Regions from separate parts of the Homo sapiens genome. Here region 1 is linked to region 2. Evidence: read pairs that join two places in POLR2A ChIA-PET (ENCODE). Cell type or tissue: GM12878. All regions are shown on one strand.

What was found. Peaks named below come from ENCODE experiments on the same cell type or tissue, not always from the same donor. Only the 100,000 strongest peaks of a DNase experiment are listed, where the experiment ranks them.
Region 1: POLR2A ChIA-PET joins it to region 2 with 6 read pairs; 2 of 35 experiments call an interaction of 5 or more read pairs at or near these places.

Annotation. Positions count from the first base shown.
Region 1 is chr1:60,857,461-60,865,460 of GRCh38, reverse strand. No RefSeq gene overlaps it. Among named protein-coding and RNA genes, the nearest start is that of NFIA-AS2, 110 kb to the left of the region's middle. In GM12878, no CTCF peak of the experiment used is centred here; no DNase peak of the experiment used is centred here.
Region 2 is chr1:62,268,922-62,276,921 of GRCh38, reverse strand. KANK4 (KN motif and ankyrin repeat domains 4) reads left to right here. Exons shown (of 10, transcript NM_181712.5): 3 at 1,835-3,718; 4 at 5,333-5,444. Among named protein-coding and RNA genes, the nearest start is that of KANK4, 47 kb to the left of the region's middle. In GM12878, no CTCF peak of the experiment used is centred here; a DNase peak (open chromatin) is centred at 4,731; H3K27me3 peaks cover 182 bases.

The DNA.
Region 1 (8,000 bases), 1.4 Mb after region 2:
CCAAGTTCTGGCCGAGATGTCGTAGCAGAGCTGCCATTTGATGGAGCCGTCGGAAGCTTTCCCTGCCATTACGCTGTCAGCAAGCTTCATCTGATGCTAACTCACGGGAGATAAGACACCTAATTGAGAAAACATTTGCAGTGGCATGTGGGGCAACATGTAGTCCGGTCCATACCATATGGAATCATGGGTAAAAAAAAAAATCTCCTTGACAATGAACCAATCTCTCACAGACCCAGTGGCAAGGTGAAGTGGAGATGAAAAGTCTTCTGCTCCTAGCACTGTCTTCTCCTCTCTCCTTTTTAAAAAAACAAGAGCCCACTGCTACACATCAAAGGGAGGTAGTTAAAATTAGGGCTTCATCACTCAGATGATTTTGGTCTGCGGGGTTTTTCCTTTCCTTCCAATAACCAATCCCCCCCTCTTTTTTTTTTTTTTTTTTTTAAGGAGAATAAAGAGATTTAATAGGACAAAGGCAGGTAGTGGACTGCGGAGGGAGATCGCCACAGGCTATTAGCCTAAAATTTCTGCTTGACAGATGGAACTGCTTAGAGACTATCATGCAATGTTTTGGGCTTTTTCCCCCCTATTCACCCCCCCTTCTTTGACTTTAAGTCTGATTCAGTATCTGTTTTTCACAGCCACTTTTCTCAAGAACGTGAGCCGTGCATTTACAAAAATGTTTAGTTCAGTTTTGCTGTCTTACACATCTCTGTTGGAAAAGTCTCAAACTAAATCTGGGAACAACTGAACAGGTTTTCCAAGGAGTTAAAAAAAAAATTTCCAGGAAAAAATATTTCTCTTTCCTTACTTTATTTTTTGAAAATTAACTCATTAGTTAATTTAGTCATGAAGGAAGATAAACAAGAGATGGCAGCATTCAAGTCTCTTGATTTTTGGTTTGGCTGGCATTGTGTTTAGATGTATGATTTATGTGAGTAAATAAATACATTACTGATATTTTACAAGTTCTAACCTATGCTGGGCTAGGCACCACCGATGTTTTTTGGTGTCTTTTTAAATACATTAATTTTGGACTTTTCCATTCTTTGTAAACAAAGCAATCAGTCATTATCAATTCGGTTTAGCACAATTCAGGCTAAACTTGACATGAGCTCTTCCTTAATCAGAGAAAGTCACTTCTGATTTCCTTACTATAACCTAGCCATCTTCTTCACAGGGGTTTTTAACCACACATCCTCTCTTTAGTATGGAAAAGTAAACCACAATATGGACCTACCAATAAGAATGGTTGTAAAAATAATTTTTTTTAAAGTGAGAAAAAGTCCAGACAGTTGCTGCATTTCAAGTAATGTTACTTAGGACTAAGAGGGAGAAAGAAGCAGAGAGAATGACTTGTATTCGTTATATTCTTTCAAATTGTGTGACACTAGGAACTGTAGAAATACCTTTATCAGGGTACCAAACACGTCCTAATTTTCGTGGATGTGCACCAAACACATCCTAATTTTTTCTGAATATAAGCGATCCTTTGATCTCCAAGAACCTACAGTTTTCTCCGCTATGGGCCTTCAATATATGTACTCCAGAATATGGGAGAATTGTCCATCACTATTTCTCAGGGCTGTTGAACTGTGATTATTTAAAAAGTTGTGCATTTACTGCCTAATTATCCAGTGGATTTTTGGTTCTGGTCATATTTTGGACTGAATAATATTTAGATAAACTCATTCAGAGCATATTTTAAGTTCCAAAGAGGTAAATTTGGTGCATTTTTCTTTCCTATTTCTGATCTCTTCCTTAGTAGGTATTATTTTAACCATTTAGCATGCTGTTTTGACAAAAATAACTGTATTAAAGCAAATTTTATCGTGTTGCACCAAAAATATTTCTAACTTAAAGCATGATGCACAGACTGCTTCTAGGAATGAACTACAAATACAACAAATATGGCATTTTTTTTCTTTTTCATTCCTTATTGTAATGGGATTTCTTCTAATAAAATTGGGGTGAGAGGCGATAGCCAGAATTATTATCAAATGTAAATATTGTCATCACTCTTAGGAAGTATCTTTGTATACTTTATTACCTTGGTGTCACCTGTCTTTTCAGAAGAAGAGTCTGCAGTAGCACAGGAAATGTTGTTAGCTTGTGTCCAATGAATACAATGGACATACTACCAGAAACTTGCCCTGAGCTTGCCAATGAAAACATTTATTGCCATATGTAACTGCAGCATCATTAAAATTACTTAGTCTTTCTTAAGTTTATCATTTAGAGAAAGATAAGGAAAAAAGTTGGAAATTCTACATAAAATGTAAAATATCATCAACCAAACAAAAAAAGGAGGAAAAAAAAAAAGAAGAAGAAAAGAAATGAAGTAGCATTCTGTCTTTGAATCAACCAACCTCTGATTCTACTTCATCCATTCCTACTTGCCTCTGACAAGCAGACAAAACAAAATTTCCCTGTTTTAGGGTCTCCTCTGCTTTCTCCCAGGGTATACAGGCACATGGACATCTTGGACTTGTGGGTCCACAGCTTTACAGTTTCTGAGTTTATCCTGCAGCAACCTCTGAAGTTGGAGCTGTTTCTTGTCTGAGTCGCTGCATTTTTGAGACTCAGAACACCCTATGCATGCCCATTATTTATGAATGAATGGAGCACAAGGTAAACTGGAGTCCAGATTTCACTCTGTGAATGATAGAATAGCCGGGAAGATTTTGCAGGAGAGGGCACATAGTTTGAACAAAAAAATGATAAATATTATTGGATAATAGTATTTTAAATCCAGAACAATTAGGTGCATTTAACTTTATCATTGTTCTCTAAGAGGCTGGTGGAAGCTGTCCTTCCCATGCAGCAATCAATCTTTTCACAGTGTGGCCCTTTGTTAATAGCCTTTAAAAAAGATTAAATAAAACATGTTAAATATTGCAATTATTGTGGGAAATAAAATTATTTGGTGAGCATAATGGGGAGCAATTCAAGCATTTAACATGATCCAGGAAATGCTACTCCAAACAATTGCATTTGCTTTATGCATTTTTCCCCTTTGATTGCTGACAGATGCCTTTTTGGAAACAAACATCTAAATGGTTTGCCTTCAGTTAGAAAAAAAATGTAACAGAAAGCGGCTACATGTTTTGAATTTAACTCTTGTCATTTGAATACTTCTTCCCACTGCGCATGAATGAATCCAAGGCAAAAACAGCGCTCTCATCAATAAATAAGCCCATCAAAATTTGGCCTTTCTTATTTCCTTTCGGTATATTTTATAAGAAGTGGGAATCCCCCTAGATAGGGAGTCAGGTGATGAGGACTATTTCCTGAGTAACAATGGGGAAGCATTAGAAAGGGAATTGTCTCCTTATAACATGCAGCCTCAGGCAAAGTGCAAGTCACTTTCCAGCCTCATTCAGGTCATCATGGCCAGTGCTCCCCTAAATAAGCTATCCCCTTTTGCTGAATGGGAAGAACCCAAGAAAACTCAGAGGATGGTGAATTTCCATCTGTGTCATTGCTGCAGTGCATTCCGATAAAGGCCTCGAAGACTCTGCTGTCAACACGTGTACAATAGCAACGCCAAGGAGAGGTTTTGGTTTCTGTTATATATTGCTAAAAGGAGATATGATTTGAAATATTCATGATTTTCAGAGGCTGGGTCGTAGAGAGATTGAGAGCACTGCTTCTGCAATCTAGTTGTCCATATCCAGGCTCTCTTGGTTACTGTGTGACCTCTCCCAGGTTACTTAACCACTCTGATTCTGTGTCCTATCATAATCAGGAAAATGAAGATAATAATAGTTAAATGTGCGCTTGTGTGTGTGCATGTGTGTGTGTAGTGTAGTTAGAAGCAAAGAAATGCATAGGGTACATAGTCCCTGATATGTAATGAGTTCTCAACTGAAGTTATTGTGCTGTTATTGATGTCTTGTTACTATTATTCCCCTGTTGAGGGAAGCCCTCTTTCTTCCCCCTTCTGCTCCTGTGCTGTGAGGGTCAGTTGGATCCCTTCCCTCTGTTCTTCCATAATAACCTGTGCCTTGCTCCACTGCAGCTATTAGCACCCTCTTCTGGAATCATCTGCCTGCTAGTCTGTTTTCCCTCCTAGACCTTGAGATCTTTTTTTTTTTTTTGAGACAGAGTCTTGCTCTGTCGCCCAGGCTGGAGTGCAGTGCCCCAATCTCGGCTCACTGCAAGCTTCGCCTCCTGGGTTCATGCCATTTTCCTGCCTTAATCTCCTGAGTAGCTGGGACTACAGGAGCCTGCCACCATGCCCGGCTAATTTATTTTATTTTATTTTATTTTTATTTTTAGTAGAGACAGGGTTTCACCGTGTTAGCCAGGACGGTCTCGATCTCCTGACCTCGTGATCTGCTCGTCTCAGCCTCCCAAAGGACCTTGAGATTCTTAAGGGCAGGGACTGTATCTTGCTCATCTGAGTAGCTGTAAGGCCAAGCACAGTGCTGGGCAGAGTAGGGGCTCCCTACGTGGTTGGAGAATGAGAATAAAAAGGCACAGGACATTAGCCACTTTGAAATTTGCATCCTTCTATTTACACAGCCTTGTCTTTTACCTTGGCTCAAGCTATTGCCCTCCTGGGACATGATCTCCCTTTCCAAGGTAACACCCTCCTCAGGACGCCAGCTCACAGTGACCCCTAACACGTTTGGTGCCCTGCTGCCTTCCTTATATGCACCATCCATTAGTACTACTTTGCATCAACTGACTGTATTATTATTTGTCTTTGATGAAAATGTGTCTTTCTTTCATTTATTCACCCATTTAATAGCAACATATGTGATTCAGGCACTAAAACTTATTTTCTCTTTCTTTTCAAGCTCTGTTTCTAGGACCATTGGAAATTTGAAAGTCTAGGGGAAGAGCAATTTGATTTCGTATGTAACAGCTCACGTATACTGAGTGTTTCCTCTTGGCCAGGCACTGTTCTAAGATCTTTGTGTGTGTGTGTGTGTGTGTGTGTGTGTGTGTGTGTGTGTGTTTTTCCATGTGAGTCCTTATGAGGTAGAACCTATTATTAACTCCATTTTACAAACAGGATAACAGACTCCAAGAGGTAAAGTGACTTGCTTAGGGCTCCAGAGTTAGTGATGGAAGGAGGATTCAAGCCTTGGAATGATGACTTCAGAGCTTCACCACTCTGGTGTTGCCTCCTGAACCAAAAAAGGAGAGAAGTAACAGGATTTAGCACCTGTTACATGTCATACAGTTTTTAAACACACTTTTGGGTATGATATGTTGTTTAACCTTCACAACAACCATAGGAGGTTGTTATTACGATTTTTAACTTGCAGATCAGGGTCAAAAAGGTAAGAGTCTTGGCTAAAGACACATGCTAAAGAACAAGAGCCAAGATTCAACCCTATGTCCATATAATGAAAAGCCTATGCTTTTGCTATTCCAACCAGCTTGTTCTCAGAAGACAATTTTTATTTTTTATTCATTTTTTTGGAGATAAGATTTATCTGTCACCCAGGCTGGAGTACAGTGGCCTCGAACTCCTGGGCTTGACTGATGTTCCTACCTCAGCCTCCCAAGTAGCTGGGACCACAGTTGTGCACCACCACACCTGGCTAATTGATTTTTTTTTTTAGAGAGACGGGGGCTTGCTTTGTTACCCAGGCTGGTCTTGAACCCCTGGTCTCAAGTGATCTTCCTGCCTTGGATATTTTTTATTTCTTATGTAGAGTTGAATGTTGAGCTTAACAGATATGTATGGCCTTGAATCACCAGGCTCATGGAAAACATGAAATTAGAAATGTACCCTGTTGCTGAAGCTGCAGAAATGTTCAGTTTAGAGCAATGGGTATCCAAGATTAAAAAGAAAGAAAAAAATAGAACAGAAAATAAAAGCTGTATTAAGAGGCATTAACTACTATTAACACCTAGATCTTTCCTCTAACCTTAATCAGGTGGAAAATCCTAAGATGGTGTTCAGGCCATCACCATCTAAACCTTCGAGTCAGGATGTATTCACACGTTAAGTATTGGGATAAAAAGAAGAATCAACACAAAAGGATAGAAAGTCTAGTTCCTCTAAAGCTCTAAAGTGTGAAGGTCTCTGGTGGGAGATTTATCCTTTTTTGATGAAGGCAGCAAAATCCTCTGCACAGGTACATGTCATTACTGGGTGTGAGTGTGGTGACTTAAAGAAACCAGCATTCCAGGTCACCTGGCATGCTTTTCTCACCGTATGGCAGAAGTGAATGCTGCAAAGCTGAAAAGGGCAGAATTGAAGAAAATGCCAGAGGGTCCAGACAGCCCCATCTATTTTATTAATTTGCCCAGAGATTGCTCAGATTTTTGATCTGGTATATATACATATATGTAGATATGGATATATATTTATTGCTCAATCAATCTATCTGTATTGTGCAAGGAAAATATTGATAATTTATTTTTGGCAGAAACTCACCCACAATGTCCTGCAAAGAATCAGTTTTCTTCTTGGCGGCAGATCTTGTGCCTCATTTCCATTTAGAAATTCTTTGACTTTTACTTTCTCTGCATTTTCTGTTAACCGGCTGCCACCCAAGATTGGACTAAACCCTCTGCCCCCTGTTAAAAAAGAAAAAAAAGGAAAAAAAAAAACACATACAACATAACCCTCTAATAAGTATATTCACAACTTCTATGCAAGGCGCTTAAGAAAACTAAAGGTTAATATATTCTAACTAGATGTTGGGTATAGAATGTCAGATCTGTCAAATTTCATTACAACTTGCTGCTCATTGGAAAAGATTTGATTTCTTTTGCCACTGTCCTACTATGTTCAAGTCACAGACTGCCAGCAGCAGCCCACAGAAGACCACAGGCTGGCAGTGAGCGGGCTCGAGTGGGAAACCAGCCGCAAGGACCATCTGTTTCCGATTTCTAGCTGAGCCAAGATGTGCAGTGAAGTGCATTCCATTCACCAGGCCAGCTTCTCCCCTGCTCAAGTTATTAGTGTTACAAGTGAAATTGTCTTTTCCAAACAGCAGGGGAGCTATAATCCTTATGGAACAGGACACTTTAAAACACACACACACACACACACACATGCACACACACACACACACACACACACACACACACACACACACACACCATTCAGATATCTTTTGTTAAAGTTGTGGGGAAGGCTGTTTGTAAATTTAATTACAGCCTTCATGGGGTTTATAAAGTACGTTTTATTAAGCATGATAACCTCTGAGGCAGCAGCATATACATTGGCCTCATTTAGTGTAATTGAATGATCAAATATCTTTAGGATGCTTTTTGTGGGCATGCTTAAAAATGATAAGGATGTATTTAAACCATCTTAAAATGAAATGGCTTTCAAAAGCATAATGGGTTTTTAGGAATAATCAATGGAAACCCTTGCCCAGCTGGCCCAAGTGAGCCAATCTCAAGCACATTGACAGTGCTGAGGCTTGTCAGCCAGCTATTAAATCCCAAGGGGGCCAAATGACTCATATCACCATGTAAGTTGGGAGACCATAATAAGCTGCATGTTTGTTATTTGAGATTGATCTTCTGCCTGTCTCAAGATGAATAATTTTTAGAAAAATTTGGAGGCGAAGTAGCAAGGCCGATTGCATGATAGTGTGATAGAAATAGCAATAGGAGAAGTCAAGAGACCTTAATTAAGTAATGTTATAAACTTGTATTTAGTAACAGGTACTTGCCATCATGCTAGGTGTTCAGGATATGAAGAAGAAAGCAATAGGGGCTGCCCTCAAGGAGCTCCCAACTCTCACTGAGGAGACAGAGGAGCAGGCAAGTACATTACGGTGTGGCAGAACCACGCCGGGGTTCTAGCCTTGGTTCTTCCACATGCTCGCTGCTTGACTCCAGGTTGTCACACCCTCTCCGCAAGCTTCATCTGAAATGGGATGGTGATGGCAGACTTTCAGGGACTGTTGTCAGAAGTAAATGAACTATAATCCACATAAGAGGACAAAAGTCTGTGATAGGCACTTAGGCAGTGCTCAATGTGTGTTAGTTTCTATTTCCTTTTAGTTATTCTTTGAATA
Region 2 (8,000 bases):
TCATATAAGTCACTTTCCATTATGGGGCTTCCATTGTCTATATTTTGGGATTCCACAAAGATAAACTGAATGTTTATCATGTGTGAGGCATTGTCCAAAATACTTTATTATTAATTAACTAGTCCTCACAATAGTCTTATTTTTGAGATGGAGTTTTGCTATCGTTGCCCAGGCTGGAGTACAATGGTGCAATCTCGGCTCACTGCAACCTTCGCCTCCTGGGTTCAAGCGATTCTCCCGCCTCAGCCTCCTGAGTAGCTGGGATTACAGGTGCCTGCCACCATGCCCGGCTAACTTTTTGTATTTTTAGTAGAGATGGGGTTTCACCGTGTTGGCCAGGCTGGTCTCGAACTCCTGACCTCAAGTGATCCACCTGCCTCGGCCTCCCAAAGAGCTGGGATTACAGGCATGAACCACCGCACCCGACCGTCCTCACAATAATCTTATTTTACCTGTTATTATTCCCACTTTACAGATGATGAGACATAGGAAGGCTAAGTAACTTCCCCAAGGTCACACAGCAGAGATCTAGACCAGGCTCCAGAATCTGTATTCTGAACCTCTGTACTCTCCATTAACGTTCTCTCCTGAGCTCAATATTTTCAGAGCCTGTTTAGCATAATGTCACAGAGGTAATTAGGGGCGTCACATGAGGAATATTGAAGAAACAAAGACTATTTAACCTGAAGAAGAGGTTGCTTGGCAACAGGCCCCTATGGATGCAGATAGTCGAAGGACTGGCTTGTTTCCAGTGTCCTCTGTTGGAGTCAACAGGTGGATGCTGCAAGGAGATCCTGGAACCTTGGTGTAATGGAGAACTTCCTCATCATGATGGCCCCCCAGGGTATGGGTTGCCCTGGAAAGTCAAGTCCCATTCTTCTTGGAGGATGGATACCAATGTCCCTTTTGACATTAATTGGCCCTTTTACCACCTTTTATCTAGTGTGTGAAAAATGCGATTTCTTTCTTTCTCTCTTCCTTCCTTCCCTTCCTTTCCTTTCCCTTCCCTTCCCCTTCCCCTTCCCCTTCCTTCCTTCCTCCCTTCCTTCCTCCCTTCCTTCCTCCCTCCCTCCCTCCCTCTCTCTCTCTTTCTCTCTTTCTTTCTTCATTGAGTTACTGGCCAAAGTAGGTATTTCCTTACTTGGCATGGGTTTATGAAAGTGAATTTCGTGTTTGTTAAGCACTAGGCAGTTTTCACATGCAAAGAGCGTAGGCCATGGATGATTACTTGTTCCAGCTCTCTCTGATCTGTGCATACCTGAGGCGCAGGCATCTGCACAAGCTTAAATAATGTAAACGGCATAACTCATTGATACCTCCGGCTTTAGCAAGATTTACTTCTACCAATTTGAGTCATGCAAGTTAGGGTTGTTTTTGCAGATTTCTTTTTTACTGCTGAGCCACTTGTGTATCTTATCCTTTAAACCCTTCCATATCCGTAATTGCCAATTAGTACCCTGATTTGGCAAATTCCTGGCTACTTCAGTGCAGCAATTATGTGATTCAAACCCAGAAAAGCAGTACAAGACCATTTGGTTTTGCCAGTCTGCAGGCAGATTCCCCAGTAGAAACCCAGATGACATACTGCAAATTGGAAACCATTCCCTCTCCCTGTTTCCTTGCAGACATTGGCTAAGTACACATTGATTTAATAAGATGATTTTCCAATACAGCCAAAAAGACTGAGCATCTCAGCATAATTTCGAGGCTAGAACATTTAGAAGAAGTCTCAAGTGACAGCGTTAAGTTAAAATCAGAGATATTAGGCCTCATCGCCCTGTAATGCTTAATTAAATTTGTGCTTTTTTTTTTTAACTTGTCTTATGTCTCCCAGCCAAAGACCAGTCCTCTCAGGGGGATGAAGAGAAAGACCCTCCGAAGAGCCACCCTTATTCTGTGGAGACCCCATATGGCTTTCATTTAGACCTGGACTTCCTCAAGTATGTGGATGACATCGAGAAGGGAAACACTATCAAAAGAATTCCTATCCACAGAAGGGCCAAGCAGGCCAAATTTAGCACTCTGCCCCGAAACTTCAGCCTTCCTGACAGTGGGGCTCGCCCCCCTGCAGCCCCGCCCCTCCAAAACTGGTCTCCCGTGGTGCCAAGGGAGGCATCACTTGGGACACAGGAGCAAAACCAGTCACCACCGCTTGGTAATGCCCCCCAGGCCTCAACAAGCAGGAGTGAGGTGAGCTACCACAGGAAGGCTCTGTTGGCAGAGGCCACCAGACAGTTGGAAGCTGCTGAGCCAGAGGATGCCGAGCTCACTTTTGGGAGTGGACGGCCCCAGCTCTTGAGAGCATCCAGCATGCCTGCCACGCTGCTGCACAGCAGGGCTTCTGAGGAGCCAGGCCTGAGCCTGGGGCCCCCTGCCCCTCCTGCCCTCCCTCCCCTTCAGGGTGAAGGCAGTGTCTGTGATGGCACCTTTGAACCTGCAGAAGGATTGGCAGGTTTCCACAGCTCCAGCCCACGAGCATCAACTCGGATTCCAGAGCTGGTCCAGGAGGGAGCTGAGCCTCCAGAGGGTGTGGTGAAGGTTCCAAATCACCTCCCTCTCCCAGGCCCTCCTTTCTCATTCCAGAATGTGCTTGTAGTTCTAGAGGACAAGGAAGATGAACACAATGCCAGAGAAGCAGAGGTGTTGTTCACCCCTGGCTCCCCTACGCCAAGCCCGCCACCTCTGCCATCACCCATCCCTGAGAATGAGCTCCTCCTGGAAGAAATCGAGCTCAACATCAGCGAGATTCCACCCCCGCCACCTGTAGAGGTGGACATGAGAAGCATTGGCATCAGGGTAACTGAGGAAAGCCTGGGCCTTGCCAGGGTGGATCCAGGCAGCATCTCCAGCCTGAAACAGCAGGTCTCGGCCCTGGAGGGAGAGTTGTCTGGAAGAACCGAGGAACTGGCACAGGTCAGAACTGCTCTCCAGCAGCAGGAAGAGGAAATCAAAGCTAGGGAGCAAAGAATTCGAGAGCTGGAGTTCACTGTAGCCCAACTGGAAGGACAGTTTCACCAAGAGAACGCCAAAGACACTCAGGGCCAGACGGACGTGATGGTGAACACTGACCCTGTCCATGGACTCTTGACCAGGGAGTCGTGTGATAAGGGCATTGAAGTCAACCTTCTAGGCAGCATGGAGTCTGAAAGCTGGGGGCACCGAGGAGAGGAGAATGGCCTCCTATGGGGGCCAGATGGTCATAAACAAGGGAATCAGAGCCCAGCAGAACGTGTGCTTCTGCCCCAGCTGTCACTGCCACAGGGACCCGAGCAGGTCCTTACCTCCTCTGTACATAGCTTCCTCTCCACTGAACTCAGGATTGAAGAAGCAGGCACTGAACAGGAAGGAGGCCCTCAGGGAGGAACCAGGGGAGCAGGAGGCTTTCTGTGGGGCAGCGACAGAAAGACTCCCCCAGCAGGGAGGGAGGAGACCAGTTCCAATCTCCCAGGGAAGGAGCACCCGGGAAGGCCACCAAGCTCGCCAACGGATGCCACTATTGGGCAGTATGTGAAGAAGATCCAGGAGCTCCTGCAGGAGCAGTGGAACTGCCTGGAGCATGGGTACCCGGAGCTGGCCAGCGCCATCAAGCAGCCAGCCTCCAAGCTCAGCAGCATCCAGAGCCAGCTGCTGAGCTCCCTCAACCTGCTGCTGTCGGCCTACTCGGCCCAGGCTCACCCACCCAAGGAGCCACCGGCCTCCTCCTCCTCCCCGCCAGTGGGTAAATACCATCAATATAGGGGCCTGAGACAGGGAGCCATTTCTCCTTCACATGATAAGGCAGAGGGAACAAGGTTTTCAATTATATTAACATGTTTTTAAAAAGATTTTAGCAGCTGGGAGCAGTGGCTCAGGCCTGTAATCCCAGCACTTTGGGAGGCGGAGGTGGGAAGATCTCCTGAGATCAGGAGTTCAAGACCAGCCTGGTCAACATGGCGAAAACCCATCTCTACTAAAAATACAAAAATTAGCCGGGCATGGTGGCAGGAGCCTGTAATCCCAGCTACTTGGGAGGCTGAGGCAGGAGAATCACTTGAACCCAGGAGGCGGAGGTTGCAGTGAGCCGAGATCATACCACTGCACTCCAGCCTGGGTGACAGAGCAAGACTCCATCTCAAAAAAAAAAAAAAAGAAAAAAAGATTTTAGTACTTCCAGGAACCCAGTGGAATAAAAACTGATGTGTGTGACAGTGGAGGCTCGGGACCTCTACTCTTGCCTTTGCTCTAAGGTTGGGTCTGACTATGGGCCCACTGCCTACAGCTGTATGGATAGCACAGGGCACAAAGATGCCAGCCAGGGAGGGCAAATGAGAGTTGAAAGCCAGCCCACACTCCATTTGCCAAGCCTTGCGCTGCAGCACCACATCCACCCAGAGGGGGCTGTTCTCATTTGCATTGTGCAAAGGCAGTGTCTGGGGCCAAGAATGGCCCTGCTGCGTGGACTCCAGACCTCTTCCTGGGCTTTTGCATTCCTGTGTTCCTCTCTGGTTCTTGCATAGTAGAGGTTTTCTCTGGCCTGGTTTTGGAGGAGCATTATATTGATATCTGGTATAGTTCACTGAATATTTTCTCTGCGTGCATGTGTGTGTGTACGTGCATGTGTGTGTGTACAGGGGCAGGAGATTAAGTGCTGCTCACATATGGAAATGGGCCCTTCGGCTGAGCAGCACTTCCTGTTGTAACAGATCAAACCCTCTTCACTGTCGGGTAAAGTGGAACCACGTTTTGCTTTGCAGGGCAGCATGCGAGTCTGCTTCCTGCCACAAATCACAATTTGACTGCTTTCTCATTGTTTCAGTGCTAGTTCTAGCCTTCCCCGTTGGGAGCCGCCTCCTGTCCTGTTGAGCACATTGCAAGATCTGTGTCCTTGCTCGTGTATCTACTGTGAGCACGGTGTCATCACCACCCCCACAACCCTAGTGTCAGTATGCACTTGTGAGCCAGGAAGGACCACTGAGGTGCCCTTGAGCAGAAGTGGGTGCTAGACCATGAGTCCAGAGGCCTACGTTCTGCTCCTACACTCCCATTCACTGAGCAAGTCTGGGCCTCAGATTTCCCAGCTGTAAGACAGGGACAACAATGGCACCTACGCCACATGGTTCTTCATCCACACTTAGAGGGGCATTGTTAACAGAGACAGTTCTCCCAACATTGAGCAGAAAGCAAGGCTCCTCCAAGAGGTCCCCAAAACATTGATTTACATGATCTGGTTCCCTGTCCCTCCTTACCTCTCCACACACCTGCAACCCTTGTCCCCTCAAAGCAATATCCTGGTTTTGCTACATTCCCATGCATCCCCAAGATCATTCTAACCTGTGATGTTGTGTCTGCCTAGAGATCTCCCCATCGACCAGCCTTAAATCCATAATGAAAAAGAAAGACTATGGCTTCCGTGCAGGAGGTAATGGGACCAAAAAGAACCTTCAGTTTGTTGGGGTTAACGGTGGGTAAGCATCGCTTGTGAAGCTCAGACTGCCTTTCTTGCTACCTCTCCTGCTATTGTCCTTTGCACTCTCTTTTCCTAGGGGGAGGCATCTGGTTTTCATTCCTCTTCAAGGGAATTAATTTCAATGGCCCTTTAAAACTCCATCTCGGGTTTGCATGCGTTTGGCTTCTTGCCAGCTGTGGTGGTCTGTTGGAACCTCTGCTTTTAATATGTCTTGGCTTTGGTCTTCCCCAGGGCCAGGACTCCAGGTGGCTTCTGGGAGTTTTGGGGGTATACGGGCCCTTAGAGGAAGACATTTAACCTGAACCATAAAACTGAAACTAGTACAAATTCTGTTAATTCGTGGAACTTCAAATTTCATCCATTTAATTTTTTTCTTTCTTTAACTTCCTGCAAGCCAAACCCAAGTGTTTGGGGATGAAGAAAAACAACTAGACTATTGGCTTAGAACATGAACAAAACCTCATATATTCTATAGAATTGAATGTTTGATTTAGAATATTTTCTAAATCAGTCATTCAACAAACATTTATTAAATGCCAACAGTGTGCTCGGTCGTGGAGATTAAAAAGTCAAATAAATAAAGGTCTCTGCCTTTAGCTCACAGATAACAGAAATAAAGATGAAATGCTGATGTGCTGAGATAAGTTTTGTTAGGTGAGGAAGCACAGGATGCTGTGGAAGCCCAAACCCTGAAGGCTGCCCAGAGAGCTCAGAATCCCTGCTAATTTGAGTCACACCAGAAGGGAAGACATTAGACGCCAACAAGGGGAAACATCAGAAATGATGAACTGGGGCCAGTCGCTGTGGCTCATGCCTGTAATCCCAGCGCTTTGGGAGGCTCAGGTGGACAGATCACCTGAGGCCAGGATTTCAAGATCAGCCTGGCCAACATGGTGAAACCCCATCTCTACTAAAAATACAAAATTAGTTGGGTGTGGGGACATGCACCTGCAGTCCCAGCTACTCAGGAGGCTGAGGCAGGAGAATCGCTTGAATCCAGGAGGCAGAGGTTGCAGTGAGCCGCCGAGATTGTGCCACTGCATTCCATCCTGGGTGACAGAGCGAGACTCAGTCTTAAAAAAAAAAAAAGCAAAGCAAAGAAAAAAAATGATGAACTGGGTGTCACAGGAGGGTTGCTGTTCCCACTTCCACTAACATCTGACACGGGATCATGTGCTTTCACAGTTCATGTACAGAAAAGGAGAATCAGCCTAATCTCAAAGCCTAGTATAGGTCACGTCTCTCCCCAGCTGAAACGCCCCCAATGGTCCCCACTCTGCATCCAAATGTGGAAGAACCAAATCATGGCTCTGCCCAGCCTTAGCCCCTGCCACTGCCGTTCCTTCCCTCCCTCCAACAGGCTGAGGTCAGGCCCATCTCAGGGCCCTGGCACTTGCTGTTTCCCTGCTAAAGGCCTCCTCTCCTGGACATTCCTCAGCATTTGTTACTCCAGTACAGTGATTCTCAGCCTTGGTTGCACGCTGGAAACACCAGGGGAGCTTTTAAAACATCCCAGTGTCTGAATCCTTTCCCTGAACACTCTGGTTTAATTAGTCTTTGTGCAGTCCACATACTGGGAATTCTAAACACCCTCAAATGATTCTAATGTACCACTAAGGTTAGGAACTTCTGCTCTAATTAAAGTAGCCACTCCTCTTATCCTTCTATCCCATGGCTCTTTTTTTTTAAATTTTATTCATTGTTTTTATCACTACCTAAATATAATATTTGTTTACATGTTCATTTTCTGACTCTACCTTCTAGAATATAAGCTCCACTAGGGCAGGGACTTTGGTATAGGATTTAGAACTGCGCCTGGCATATAGTAGGTGCTCAATAAATTCCTGTTGAATGAATAAGTGAACTTCCAGGCAAAGTTTTTATGGAAGCAGTTCCAAGATGAGCACTGTTTGGTAAATGTAATATGCCCTCCACTCTCTTAATCACAAACATGAAAGGCTGTTCCATACATAATAGAGGAAGAAATGTCTGGGGTTTAAGTGAGACAGAATGCAAGCATAGCAGGGAGCAGACTCAGTTTACAAATCCATTGAGCACAGGGGCTTATGTAGAGGCCACCATTCAGAGAAGGGTCCTTAGGGGGTTCAATGGAGGCCATGGCCACCAGTCTCTGTGGCTGTGTCCAATGGCCCAAGAACCTGAAATCATCTTACCACCAGCATTCTCCATTAGGGATCTCCTGTTGAATATCAGTAGAGGAGTCAATAAATCTTCCAGGACTTTCCTCCATGGCCTCTGGTCTGCCAACTCAACAGAGTCACTTATAATTGAGCATAAGCGTCACTACCAGGAAAGAGGGCCACGAGTCAAGTGGCCTGTGCTCTCCTTTTTGCTGCTCCAAGCAATAGTTCAAACAGGCTGCAGCAAAGACAGGCAGGTGCTGTGCTGGGGTATCCCACAGAGCACTGGATGTAGGTGTGGAGGAGTTCATGCCTTGCCAAGTGCAAGCTGGGCTGGAGCAGTCTGAAGGGAGGTCTCGGTCTCATCCAGAGATGTGAAGATTTGCAGGCAACTTGGTGAATTCAGGGTGGAG